Linked DNA regions of Homo sapiens: regions 2, 3 and 4 are each linked to region 1. The links are chromatin contacts, found by Hi-C in ENCODE. All regions are on one chromosome and are shown on one strand. Each heading gives the region's core, a stretch centred on a gene start or an enhancer-like site at or near the end of the contact. The rest is flanking DNA. Distances are from core to core; before and after follow the strand shown.

Region 1 (3,360 bases), core at 234-2,733:
AGGAGGACCAACAGCAACACATTAATCTGAGAGAACGTGCCTTTCCAGTAATATCCAACCGGTAGCTCATGTGATCACCCGGCACCTCAACAGTGTGCCATCCACCTCAGAGGGCTGGAGAGATGGCACCAACTAATCCTTCATGCCTGTTCCCAGAAAGAGATGGTGCTGGCCATGTTCAGTCTTGTCAAAATCTCTTTCCTGAGGCTTCTTTCTCCTCTCTTTATGTTTGCATCTGGGGAGTTAATCAAATAGATTGTGAATATTGGGAAAATATTGTATTTGATTTTACGTTCTGTATACAGCCAATGATAGGTCCTCAGAATATGGGGAAAATGATACAAAATTAGCTTTTTCTACTCTTTTGACTCAACTGAATTTTACTATGTGCTCTTTAAATCCAATATCTGTAAATTATTGCTGGGATATCTGGTATCTTTAATGAAGTCCATTTATTTTAAGGACATGTATAAAAATAAGGGAAAAAATCATTTACTGAGAGTATAAAAATCTGTTTAGGTGTTTTGAATATATTATATGTATTATATACTTGGTAGAATTATAAAGTAATAGGACTTTTTTTTTAAATGAACCCAAGTTTTCATCCCCTTCAAAGAAGTATTCCTGGAAATTAACCTGTGAGTCATATTAAAAAACCAAAAGAAAAACCTGCTTCATTTTTTATCCCAAACTCTATAATCTTAAATGATCATTCATACCACTACTCAAATTCCAGGTGACTTTTGAAAGGGGTTCCAAGAATCAAATTTGCCTGTGAACATACAGGTTTAAAATATTTAAATGCATGTGTTTCAGTTGTTGGGGAAATATAATTCTGCCAACACAAGACCCTTCTGAAACATAGAGAAGAGGGAGAAACCATTTATTACCTGGTGAGCATTATCAGATTTACACACACATCCAGCAGCATGGAAGTGACTATAAAGTCTGGACAGAATCGCACATAAATTTATACAGTAAAGTAGAAAAAAAGACAATTAAAATGTCTCATCTGTTTGACAGACAAATGAATATGCACCTTGTGATTGTCCCTATATGCCTCCCGTGTTAATTTTGGAGGCATGTATTTATAGTTCCAAGGGTCAGAAGGCTTGTGACCTGCTTTGTAAAATCAAAAGTTCTGTGGCCTCTTAGTTTTCAGAGACACTCTAAAGAGGAGAGCGCGAGAAGACATCCACATCCCTTATTAAAGAACGTTTTGTCACTTTACACTTACATGTGCCTTGAAGCCAATTCCCTAAGAAATGTTCCAGCAGTGATCTGAGACACATCTGTATGATTGGAAGCAGGATGTTACCTGCTAGGGTGACTATTTGGAACAAAACCCACTAATTTAGTTATCAAAGTCTCAGTATGTTTACTTAAAAAGTCAGTTCCAGTCCCAGTTTGTATGTGGGCAGAATTGCTAAATGTGAACGTTCATTTAAAAAGTCATTTTGCTGAGTCACTCATTCAGTGAAAACCCAAGGGAGTTAATTACACAGTGGGAGTAGAGGCCGTGAGGGCAGATGACTCGATTTGCTCACAGAAAGGAGATGGAAGTGAGGGCCCAGCTTGAGGAGCTGCCTGGGTAGTATTTTCTGAAAGACTAGCGGGAGTCCAGACACTTCCCAACTTGAAGGAAGTGCTACTCTTTTGTTTTAATGCTGTGACTTTGACTAACAGCTAAGCGGAAGCTGTGAGGTAAAGTGCCAAAGCTACAGGAAACAGGTAGAGGATTTGCCAACAAATAGAAATAATTAACATTTTCTTCTAAACAAGTAGTGATATGGGAGGCAACCTCATTGATGTTATGCTGGTTTGTTTTCCACTTTCTTTGATATACTCAGCTTTTTATTTTATTTTTTATCTTTTGAGACGGAGTCTTGCTCTGTCTCCCTAGGCTGAAGTGCAGTGGTGTAATCTCGTCTCACCGCAACCTCTGCCTCCCAGATTCAAGCAATTCTTCTGCCTCGGCCTCCTGAGTAGCTGGGACTAACAGGCGCCCACCACCATGCCCAACTAATTTTTGTATTTTTAGTAGAGACGGGGTTTCACCATATTGACCAGGCTGGTCTCGAACTCCTGACCTCAAGTGATCCACCAGCCCCGCCCTCCCAAAGTGCTGGGATTACAGGCATGAGCCACCACGCCCAGCCTACTCAGCTTTTTAGAGCAGCTCTATCCCATAAAATTTTCTGCGATGATGCAGATGTTCTGTATCTGTAGCTGTCTATATGTAGCCAGTGGTCACGTGTGACGATTGAGCACTTGAAATGTGGATCATGTGACTGAGAAACTCAAGATTTAATTGTGTTTAATTTTAATTAATATAAATGTAAATAGTTACAAGGGCCCAGCAGCTACCGTATTGGACAATACTTTGGAAAGAACCAAGTACTTCTATAGTTCCTGGAAAGTACTTATACTTTTTTTTATAAATTTTGCTCATTTATTTTTTTCTTCCACAGCCATATTGTTAACTGAAAACACATAAAGTACGAGTGTTACATTTTTTTTCTTTCTTGTTCCAAGTAACTTTTCCCTGTGTCTGCAGCGTTACAGGCCACTAAGGTCAATCTCATCCTCTAGGACAGGACTCAGTGGGAAGCGTGATTGCCTGGTAGTACTAGGCTTTTTCAGACTTGTTGGCACCCACCCTGATCAAGAGCTAGTAGAGCTGACATGTCTTAGCAACTTGGCAGACAGAGAAATCACCACTCACTTGGCTTTGGTCATTTCCCTTGTGTTCTCTATTTCTTTTCTGAGAAGACTCTGGGGAAGTGAGAAATTGCACTGCTCATGCTGTGGGCTCTGGCACAGAATTCTGGCTGTTGGGGCAGCAGATGTGCTGCGGGAGGTATCTTTCAAGGAACTGCATATGGGCCAATGTTGGAGGAGGAGGTATCTTTTTAGATAGGATTCTTTCCCTGCCACACAAATGCTGGCTCTTATCTCTATAATTCCCCTGTGAGATTTAATATCTCTTTCAACACACGACCATGTGTGTTGAATAAAGGTTGAATAAAGGCACAAAGCATAATTGCTTTCATTTCAAATCCTGCTGGCTTTATGTATATTCCTTAAACAAACTAGAAGGACACTCAGGGATGCTGTGACATTATTTCTTCATTTCACTAACACCTGTGCCGGAGACCCAGGGAGGGGAAGTGTCTTTTTGGGGGTCAGGGTTGCATGGCTGGTTCCTATAGAGACTGGATTTAGTCGATAAATTCTTGAAATTGGTTGAATTTGATTATATCGTCTCAATCATTAAAATATGATATATTTGATTTAGGGGTAGTATATTAATAATATTTATCCTAGTCTCCCCAAGAAATTGGGAAAGACCTTTGCTTT
Region 2 (3,360 bases), core at 274-2,773, 2.5 Mb after region 1:
CTCGCATGCGAGGGATCTAGGTTGCATGCTTCTTATGAGAATCTAATGCCTGATGATCTATCACTATCTCCCATCACCCCAGATGGGACAGTCTAGTTGCAGGAAAACACGCTCAGGGCTCCCACTGATTCTACCTCATTATCTATTAAAATGTAATAATAATAGAAATAAAGTGCACAACAAATGTAACGCACTTGGATCATCCCAAAACCATCCCCCTCCCTTCTGTCTGTGGAAAAATTGTCTTCCATGAAACCAGCCCCTGGTGCCAAAAAGGTTGGGAATGGCTGCTTTAAAGGGTTTCTCAAGGTTCTAATATTTTATTTGATAAGAAGTAGAATCATATAAAAAACCAAACATATGTGTTAATTTGGGTATTTATACAGATATAGTGTATATACATACATACAGGCATGGAGGAATTTCCAAATTTCCTCTATTGTAAAACATACACATACACACACCAACACACACATGCACACATGGTATCCTAATAGAAGGCAAGGAGAATAGACATTTACTGAGCACTTCCTATGTGCCACATGTTTTATATACATTAGGATATTACAGTATATGGTAGCTTTTATCCATTCATTCAATCTCAATACTTTTTTTTTTTTTTAAGAGTAGAGCAACTGAGGCTCACAGCAGTTATGTAACCTGCCCAAAGTCACACAGCATGATGGAGGGTCTGGATTGGAGATTTTGTCTGACTACAACACTCATGTATCAAATCCTATTCAGTTTTGATGTTAAAAATTCTGTGGTTGAATTCGTCACAGTGTCTTTAAATAAAACAACAACAAACAAAACACAGCAAACCTTAACATAGTTGCTAATCATATGAGTTTACAAGGCCACCTGTGTCTTTACTATCAGTTACACTCCTTCCCACCCCATCACATTAATCACTCAGGTCTAGGGATTTGCAAGTTTGCTAACAGCCGAATGGAACAAAGACAAAACGCTAAAATTTGTGATGTGGGCCTAACTCCAAAGCCTTCAAGAAAAAAAAAAAAAGGCCAGGCGCAGTGGCTCATGCCTGTGATCTCAACACTTTGGGAGGCCTAGGAGGGTGGATCACCTGAGGACAGGAGTTCGAAACCAGCCTGACCAACATGGTGAAACCTCGTCTCTACTAAATACAAAAAAATTAGCTGGGCGTGATGGCGCATGCCTGTTAATCCCAGCTACTTGGGAGGCTGAGGCAGGAGAATCGCTTGAATCCGGGAGGCAGAGGTTGCAGTGAGCCGGTATTGCGTCACTGTTGCCCACTCCAGCCTGAGCAACAAGAACGAAACTCCGTCTCAAAAAAAAAAAAAATAGCCATTTGTGCTTTCAATCTCTCCGCTTCCGGCCTCCACCCGGCGGGAAAAAACTCCCGCACGTGGGCCTCCACGATTCCTTGGCATGCGTGTCACTCTGGGCAACAGGCTGGTCGGCCACGACTGCGCAGGCGAGAGGCACAGAGCGACTGGAGACTGTAGTCCCCCGGTTTCCCTGGAGACCAGGCGGAAGCGGCCGGAAGTAGCGCTGCGGTTGGCAGCGGCGGGATGGAGAAGCTGGGGGTGGAGCCGGAGGAGGAAGGCGGCGGCGACGACGACGAGGAAGACGCCGAGGCCTGGGCCATGGAACTGGCGGACGTGGGGGCGGCAGCCAGCTCGCAGGGTGCGCCGCAGCCAGAGGAGCCAGCGGCCTCCTTGGGTGTAAATGAGAAGGGTGGGGCAGGCGGACGCTCGGGGCGGCGGCCACTGGGGCGCGACCGTCCCCGCCCCACTCGGCTCCTCTAAGAGAGGGCTGCCTCCCTCTGCCTTGTGTTACGCGGCGGGTACCTCTAGAGGAATGGCTTCACCCAGCAGGAGTAGGGTGGGGCGCGTCCACACTACAAATACGTGTCGAGGGTTTATCTGCGCCGTCCTTTCCTCTGTGAGGGGCGAGGTGGGGCGGGAATCCCTCAGCCAGCCCGACGAAAACTGCAGAGGCTTCTGGGCCTTTTAACTTTGGAGAAGTTGAGGACCTTGTCGCTCATTTGGCAGAAGGTGGGACCCGGATCTCAGTCCTGGCAGGAAGGGATGGCTCAGAACCTAGGCGGAGTCAGGTCCGCTGTGGTCACGTCTCCGGTGACCCACTTCCAGCTCTGGTCTTTACCTTGTACCGCCCACCTCAGGGCCTGGATGTAAAGGCACCGGTTCTCATTTCCTGCTGGTTTTGTTTCATTCATTAATTTAGAGACAAGGTCTCCCTGCAGCCTCGAACCCCTGGGCTCAAGTGATCCTCCGCCCCAGCCTCTCCGTCCCGAGTAGCTGGGACAGCAGGCACGTGCCACCACACCTGGCTGATTTTCAGATTTTTTTAGATCAGGTGTAGCTGTGTTGTCCAGGCTGGTCTCAAACTCCAGCCACAAGCGATCCTTCCACCTCAGCTTCGAAAAGTATTGGGATTACAGTAGTTAGCCATCGTGCCTGGCCTTTTAAATTTTGGAACTTTAGGTTTACCTGAAAGTTGCAGAGCTAGATCCCCCTAGTGTTAACATAAACTCAGTACATTTGTCAAAACTAGGAAATTAACATTGGTATAATACTATTAATTGAACTACACGCTTTATTAATATTCTACCAGTTTTTCTGCTAACGTTCATTTTCTGTTCCAGGATCCCAACCAGAATATTGTATTGTATTTTGCCTGTCTTGTTTTTAGCCAGTGTTGAGAGAAGGAGTCGCCTCTGTCATTCCCTCCCCGACAAATAATGACCTAACAACTTTTTAAAATCAAAGAACTATTCAGTCTTTCAATTTAGTGAATATTTATTGGTGGTCTGTTATGTCCTAGACACTGTTTTAGGCACTGGCGATTTAGCATTAAACCAGATAATCCTGCTGCCATGGGAGCTAAAAATAGCCCACACTTGTACCCACTGGTTGTCTTTTGCCATTTTGTATTTCAGTTTTTGTTGGTTTGTTTGTTTTAAATGTAAGGGCATGCTGCTTAGAATAATTTTCAAGCTGTGTGAAAATCAACGTCATTTCAACTTTTCTGCCCCTTCTGGTTTACACTAAGAGCTACTATAAACTTCCAGGTGATAGTATTAGCTCTTTCATCATCCATTATTTATCACATTTTTTCCCTTCAAACTTATTACTATCCTGAGAAAAACGCAGTGCACAAACAGTAATTAAGAGGACTGAAGACCCTACCCTAAGTGGAGTTTCATGTCTTTGTAATTTTTCGATGCTTTCACACATAATCCAGGAGAAAACACGTCACTCTGCATTCTTCCTTCACAGGTACCATGTTTTAAGGAACTGTCAGTTGCTCAGAGATAATAAGCAGCCTGAATTTCTTTTTATTTCTTTGCATATT
Region 3 (3,360 bases), core at 455-2,954, 2.5 Mb after region 1:
TATAACATTATTACAATAGCTAAATGACAATTGTCTCCAATACCCATATACATTCCCTGAAAAATGCTTCAGTCAGTCCACAAACACGTACCTCCAAACTACTGAATACAAGTTTATATTATCTTCTATCAATAGCATGGCTTATTACAAAATTTAGTAAATGTGTATTAAGTCCACGGATGTCAATTGCCATAGGCACTTTCTTGAGCTTACTGGGTCACACAAACTGAAGACATCAGCAGCATGACCACGGGATTGCAAGATTACACTAAGGTGAAAAACCTTGAATCATTTAAAACAGGATGTCTCAACCTCAGCACAGGTGACAATTTGGGCCAGATCATTCTTTGTTGTGGCAGCTTTCCTTTGTATTATCGAATATGTAGCAGCATCTCTGGCCTCTACCCACTAGATGCCAGTATCACACCCTCCCCAGGTGTGAGAACCGAAAATGTCTCCAGACATTGACAAATGTTCCCTGGGGAGCAAATTTTGGTCTAGGAGTCTAAAAACTTAGTACAGTGTGTCAGTTTCAAAAGAGTATATTCTGCAATACCAAGAAGTTCCAAAAAAACTTCAGGCATTCCAAATAGCTGCTTTATACAAAACTTTCTTGGATGAAGTAAATGAAACCTTGTTACTGTAGATAGCTCATTCTTCCACATGTGCATGCTTAACACTTGTGATGATGAATCTGGGACAGGCTGGGACAGGAGCCAACAGTGACTGGGTTTTATAGTTTCGATGAATTACACCTCCTTTTAACCCTTCAGTGGACTAACCATCCCTGCCAGGCTAACCCTTTCTTCGCAAACCATCTTCCCCGACGCCTTCCACATAAGATGCCCTCCTGCGGGCCCTCACCTTTTGACACTGCCTCCCACCGCACTGGGGTCAACTCTCACCCAAGGGTTCCGCCACCTTCCACCACCAAACCAGCCTGTCCCTGCCACATGCCCCCCGGGCCCCAGCGCTCATCCTCTGCCCAGGCCCGCTCTTGACCCCTGACCCCGGCCTGACCCCGCCACCCCCTCCCCGCCCCCAGGGAGGTACCTGAAGTAGTAGACATCGCTCTTGCCAGCACTTAGCCCAGATTTTCGGATCACTTCCTCCTTCTTCCATCCGGGGGGGAGGGCCGGGCAATCCATCCTCTTCCCGCTCTCCGTGGCCCGGGGTCCCCTGGGCCCCGGCCCCGCGCTCCCCGACGGGAAAGGGACCGGCTCCCGCCGGGGGGCGCCGCCGCCACCGCTGCCGCCGCCGCCGCAGCCGCCGCCGTCGCCGCCAAGGCCGCTGCCGCCACTCGGGGGACGGCCGCGGCCCCGGCCCCGGCCCCGTCCCCGTCCCCGGCCACGGCCCCGGCCCCGGCCACGGCCACAGACGCCGCCGCCCCGGCCCGCCTGCTTCCACCGCCCCCGGCCACGGCCGCCGCCCCGAGCGCCTTCCCTGCGCACGCCGCTCACCGGGGACGGGGCGAGCGCGCTGCCCTGGCCCCCCTGCTCTATGGCGGAGTCGCCGCCAGCGCCGCTGCCGCCCGCCGCACTCTCCCCCTCCTCCTGCTCCGGGCAGCAGCGGCCTCCCCCCGGGTGCGCGCGCATCCAGCCCCCTCCCCAGCCGGCGCTGCGCTTCTTCCGTAACCGAGCCCTTGGAATCCCGGAGACCCGCCCCGCCCGCAGCGCGGCGCGCGGGGGACGCGCGCAAGCATCATAGAGCGGGCGCGCACAGAGCGGCCCTCCTGCCCGGGGCGTGGCCCCGGCCACCGCCTCTTAGGTCCTCCAAGCGCTATGGGCGGCCATCTTGTCTCCGCCTTCTCGGGGCCACGCCCCCTCCCGCGCTTTTCCGGCCCCCACTGGGCGCGCGGAGCTGGGAAGGTTGGTCGGGCTAGCCACCAGCTGGGGGTGTCATAGTGACTGTGGTTAGTTTGTTTCAAACGGGGTAACCTCCACCATTATGTGATTTTACCTATGTTTGCTTCCCAATTAATGAATAACAAGCAAAATAGATCTTATATTACATACCAACTCGGCTATTCATTTAAGGGGGTGATAGCCCCTTTTCCCGCCCCTCTGCACAAAGCTTGCAGGGGAGCTTATAATGAAGGAATGAAGCAAAGTGTCCCATTCGCTGAATACCAGTTCCCTCCTGAGCCTGGCTTCAGAGCCATTGACAGATTCTCCTGGAACCTTGTAAGGATGTAGGAAAGGAAATGATAACTTGGAATATGCCCATGAGTCAGATGGGGCTTACCTCTAGATTCTCCTTAGAATGACCAGAATCCCTAAATCCATCTAGAAATTTCCAGATGTCTTTGTCTAATACAAAAATCAGTGGCCTTTTATTTGGTAAATATTCCATTATGTTGAAAGTCCAGCCTAACTTACTGTCACAAGCCTTTAGGAAACTGTGTGGTATTCTTTTCGGTCTGCCAACTTGAATTTTAGAAATGCATATTTTCTATAAGTTGTCGAACACTTATAGAAGTGTGCTATTGATATTCAAGATAATATATTATGAAATATTTGGAAGATTGAAAAATGTAAAGCACATGTTATCAGCCTGATGATAAGCTATCTTGGGTTTCTATACTCATATGCCCTAAAAACTGAGGACCAAGTTTAACGTATAGAAAAAGTTGATTAATATAAAGCAACAAAAATCTAAAATTAATTTGGTTTATCTTTGCAGTATATGCAAACATTAACTCATACACACAAACTTGTCTGTCTCTAAACCTGACCTTAGTCTTCTTTTAATGTCCTTTAGTTGAAAGACACTAATTTGTGGTTTCCTACAAGAAATTTAGAAATGTGAATGTAAAAAATCATCAAGAAATGAGTTCTGAGGAGATCAGTACTGGAGACATTCATTTAGAAGTCATCTGTGGGCCGGGCGCGGTGGCTCACGCCTGTAATCCCAACACTTTGGGAGGCAGAGGCGGGCAGATCACCTGAGGTCAGGAGTTCAAGACCAGCCTGGCTAACACGATGAAACTCCGTCTCTACTAAAAATGCAGAAAATTGGCTGGGCGTGGTGGCGGGCGCCCGTAGTCCCAGCTGCTCCGGAGGCTGAGGCAGGAGAATGGCGTGAACCCGGGAGGCGGAGCTTGCAGTGAACTGGATCACGCCACTGCACTCCAGCCTGGCAGACAGAGCGAGACTCTGTCTCAAAAAAAAAAAAAGAAGTCATTTGTGGCCGGGCGCGGTGGCTTACTTCTGTAATCCCAGCACTTTGGGAGGCCGAGGCCGGCGGATCACGAGGTCTAGAGATAGAGACCATTCTGGCCAACATGGTCAAACCCCATCTCTATTAAAATACAAAAATTAGCTGGGCGTGCTGGCGTGCGCCTGTAATCCCAGCTACTCG
Region 4 (3,360 bases), core at 358-2,857, 2.4 Mb after region 1:
GTAGGGGAAAGCACAAAAGAATAGCAGGCAGTTTGAGACAGAAGATTGAAGCAGGTGTTGTGGTTGACCCCCTAGCAGCCCCAACACTCCCATATGATGATTAATCTAAGCCATCTGGGGTAATTCCAACCCCCTTTCTCAGCAACTAGTTTAGGAATGGGCGTGTTAACCAATTCTAGCCAATGAGGTACAAGGGAAAGTGTTTGGGGCCTTCTAAAAAGCAGGCATATGGCTGGGTGTGGTGGCTAATACCTGTAATCCCAGCACTTTGGGAAGCTGAGACAGAATTGCTTGAGATCAGGAGTTCAAGACCAACCTGGTCGACATAGCGAGATCCTATCTCTATCATATATTTAAAAGAGTAAATAAATAAATAAATAATAAAAAGCAGGCACAGGAAGACATCTATCTTCTCCTTCTTGCCATTGTCATGTCTGGACACCTGGAAGCATCTTGCTACTGAGCTGAGGCTGAAGTCAATTCACGAAGGAGAGGCCATGATTAGAAGACTACACAGAAGCAAAGCTAGAGCCCTGTGGTTTGCATTAAGAATCTAAAGTAGCCTAGAATTGTCTTTTAGATACATTTAATGTACATTTCCTTATTGTTTAAGCCATCTGAGACTGATAATCTGTTACTTGTAGCTAACAGTATGTGGCAGGCAGAAGGCCCTTTTCCAAAAAATTACCCATGCTCTAATGTCTAGAAATTGTAATCATGTTAGGTTACATGGCTAAAGTGATTCTGCAGATACAATTAAGTTTGCAGATCTCAAAATGGAAAGATTATCTTGGATTATCTGGGTGAGCTTAATCTAATTAAATGAGTTTTTGAAGGAAGAGAACTTTCTCTGGCTGGAGTGAAAGACATGAGGCAGAAGGGGAAGTTGGAGCAATAAGACAAATTGACCTGATTTCTGGCTTTAAAGATTAAGGCAGCTGGCTGGGCATGGTGGCTCATGCCTGTAATCCCAGCACTTTGGGAGGCCGAGGTGGGCGGGTCACCTGAGGTCAGTAGTTCAAGACCAGCCTGGCCAACATAGTGAAACCCCATCTCTACTAAAAATATAAAAATTAGCCAGGCATGGTTGTACGCATGCCTGTAATCCCAGCTACCCAGGAGGCTGAGGCAGGAGAATCACTGGAACCCGGGAGGCAGAGGCTGCAGTGAGCCAAGATCAAGCCACTGCACTCCAGCCTCCAACCTGGATGACAGAGCGAGGCTTTCAAAAAAAAACAAAAACAAAAACAAAAACAAACAAACAAAAACGATGAAAGGAGCCATTAGCCAAGGAATGTGGGCAGCCTCTAGACATTGAGGACAAACCCCGACTAACAGTCAGCAAAAAATCAGGGACCTCAGTCCCACCCTATCACAAAGAAATTTCCCTGAGTAATTTGAATTATCTCCATTCTTTAATTCACACCCATATTTCCTCTTGCCTTTCTACTGATCTTTAATAAAATGGCAATAGAGCCTATGGAATGTCATTTTAAAAAAAGAAGAGGAAGAACAACAACAACAAAGATTGTGACCATTCCTTGAATGAATACAAAGTTCCAGTAAAGTTGAGTGTGTTTCTGACTCACTGAGTAATAATGCATTCACCCTTCCCCCAGCCCTCCACCCCCAGTGTTAAATGTTTTCAGAGTTAGGTGACTAATTCATCCTCTTCTCACAGCAGCTTCTGTAAAACCAAAATCTTGTTTGTTCCAAAAAGCCACATGAGTTTCTTAAAATGAAAGTCATAGTTGGAAGGTTATAGTTTTCTCATTTGTAAAATTATACTAAGTGACTCGGCTCTTGTAGGAGACAGAAGAGAGGAAGAGAAAGGTTTAAAAGAAGGCATTCATTCCCAGTAGCACATTCTACCATGTTGCTATTTGTATCAGTCCCCTCAAGTTTCCAAATGTTTCTGTTTTCTCACAACTAGCTACTGTTGGGTGTAAGGCCTTCGTATGAATCATGCTGTGTTCAACAAGCATATTCTTGCTTGCTATCAACCTCTCCCAACACACACACAATTAACTCCCTGCTTTGGTTCTCTCTCAGTCCAGGGAATATTTATCCAGTCAGCGAAAATCAAGGTAACTCCCCAAGAAGCATATTCCAATACCTAACAATTTACCAGCGTTTTTTGTTTGTTTGTTTTTGGGGGAAGCGGTTGCTCCCATTTATGAAATACATTACCATACGGAGGCCACTCTATTAGGTATTTTGTTAGCATTAATTCATTAAATCAAAATGGAAAGTCATTTGGAGGCTACCAACAAATGCAACAACAACAACAATAACAAATCAAGCTGTAGATGATCTGAATTTGTATGTGACAGCCATTCTGCCTCAAGAGTGGAGTGAAATCACTAGACCAGCCCTCAGTGGTTCATTCTTGGATATACATTCCCCACTGAGAATTCTACAGAAGCTACTGATACTACCCCAGGAGAAAGGCACATCGTCATAAAATTGTGTATGTAATGGCAAGAGTCTGGCAGGCTCCTTGACTCCAGGGGAATATGGACCCCCGATGAGGAGTCCTGCACTGGAGCAGTGGTCTCAAAACTCCTTTGCTAATAAATCCTTTCTGAGACAAAAACGTATTCCCAAATTTATGGATATTTACTTACAAATAATATACATGTACTGTTCTACTAATATGTATATTAAAAAACACTCAAAAATTAGAATCACAATAACATTAGATAAAAACAAATATTAAAAGGTCCCACTCCCAGTGAATGGTTTTACACATGCCCTACATCAGGGGCCCCAAGCCCTGGGCGGCAGCAGGCTCGTACTGATCTTCAGCCTGTTAGGAACAGGGCCACACAGCAGGAGGTGAGCAGGTGAGCAGGCATTCCCGCCTGAGCTCCGCCTCCTCTCAGATCAGCTGTGTCATTAGATTCTCATTGGCGCACAAACTTTACTGTGACTCGCACATGCGAGGGATCTAGATTGCACACTCCTTATGGGAATCTAATGCCTGATGATCTGAGGTGGAATAGTTTCATCTCAGAACCATCACCCCACCCCACCCTGCTCTTTGGAAAAATTGTCTTCCATGAAACCAGTCCCTGGTGCCAAAAAGGTTGGGGACTCTTGCCCCAGGGCCTATGGTCCAGTTGCATCTTGCTGCCAGACTTCTCAGAGGATCAAGTTCATGAGGCAAAAAGCTGAAAGTACTACAAAGAAAACGCTAACCGTCGGATAAAAATAATTCCTAACATTCTGTGATTAAGAAGCTTTACCTATTCTCACCTCTTTTATAAGATAAATAATCCTAGTAAAGATTTCTCAGCAGGGAGGTTTACTGGAAAAGCTTTGACTAGTCACCCACAAAAGGACCAGATCTCCTAGGAA

The links. A loop is a pair of places that touch in the nucleus more often than their neighbours do. Pooled maps may share reads with other maps.
Region 2: a loop to region 1 is called in a map with no recorded cell type, with 4 times the contacts of the local background. The contact joins the promoter of POLI here to the enhancer-like site in region 1. A Hi-C loop is called at or near these places in 4 of 37 single-sample maps with no recorded cell type and 2 of 50 pooled maps.
Region 3: a loop to region 1 is called in a map with no recorded cell type, with 7 times the contacts of the local background. The contact joins the promoter of MBD2 here to the enhancer-like site in region 1. A Hi-C loop is called at or near these places in 2 of 37 single-sample maps with no recorded cell type and 2 of 50 pooled maps.
Region 4: a map with no recorded cell type shows a loop between it and region 1 (6-fold over the local background). The contact joins two enhancer-like sites. A Hi-C loop is called at or near these places in 3 of 37 single-sample maps with no recorded cell type and 2 of 50 pooled maps.

Annotation. Positions count from the first base shown.
Region 1 is chr18:51,724,033-51,727,392 of GRCh38, forward strand. No RefSeq gene overlaps it. Among named protein-coding and RNA genes, the nearest start is that of LINC01630, 330 kb to the left of the region's middle. Within about 2 kb of position 1,484, at least 2 of the 41 ENCODE cell types and tissues checked have a DNase peak (open chromatin) inside an H3K27ac peak, as active enhancers do.
Region 2 is chr18:54,267,994-54,271,353 of GRCh38, forward strand. POLI (DNA polymerase iota) reads left to right here and starts at 1,524. Exons shown (of 10, transcript NM_007195.3): 1 at 1,524-1,668. The coding sequence starts at 1,554. It overlaps LOC124904307 (a long non-coding RNA gene), which reads right to left and starts at 1,912. Exons shown (of 2, transcript XR_007066379.1): 1 at 1,833-1,912. RefSeq lists enhancers at 886-1,035, 1,296-1,425, 1,956-2,005 and a silencer at 1,636-1,885.
Region 3 is chr18:54,222,965-54,226,324 of GRCh38, forward strand. MBD2 (methyl-CpG binding domain protein 2) reads right to left here and starts at 1,705. Exons shown (of 7, transcript NM_003927.5): 1 at 1,054-1,705. The coding sequence starts at 1,595. RefSeq lists a silencer at 1,406-1,795 and enhancers at 2,546-3,088, 3,089-3,360.
Region 4 is chr18:54,147,569-54,150,928 of GRCh38, forward strand. No RefSeq gene overlaps it. Among named protein-coding and RNA genes, the nearest start is that of SNORA37, 73 kb to the right of the region's middle. Within about 2 kb of position 1,608, at least 10 of the 41 ENCODE cell types and tissues checked have a DNase peak (open chromatin) inside an H3K27ac peak, as active enhancers do.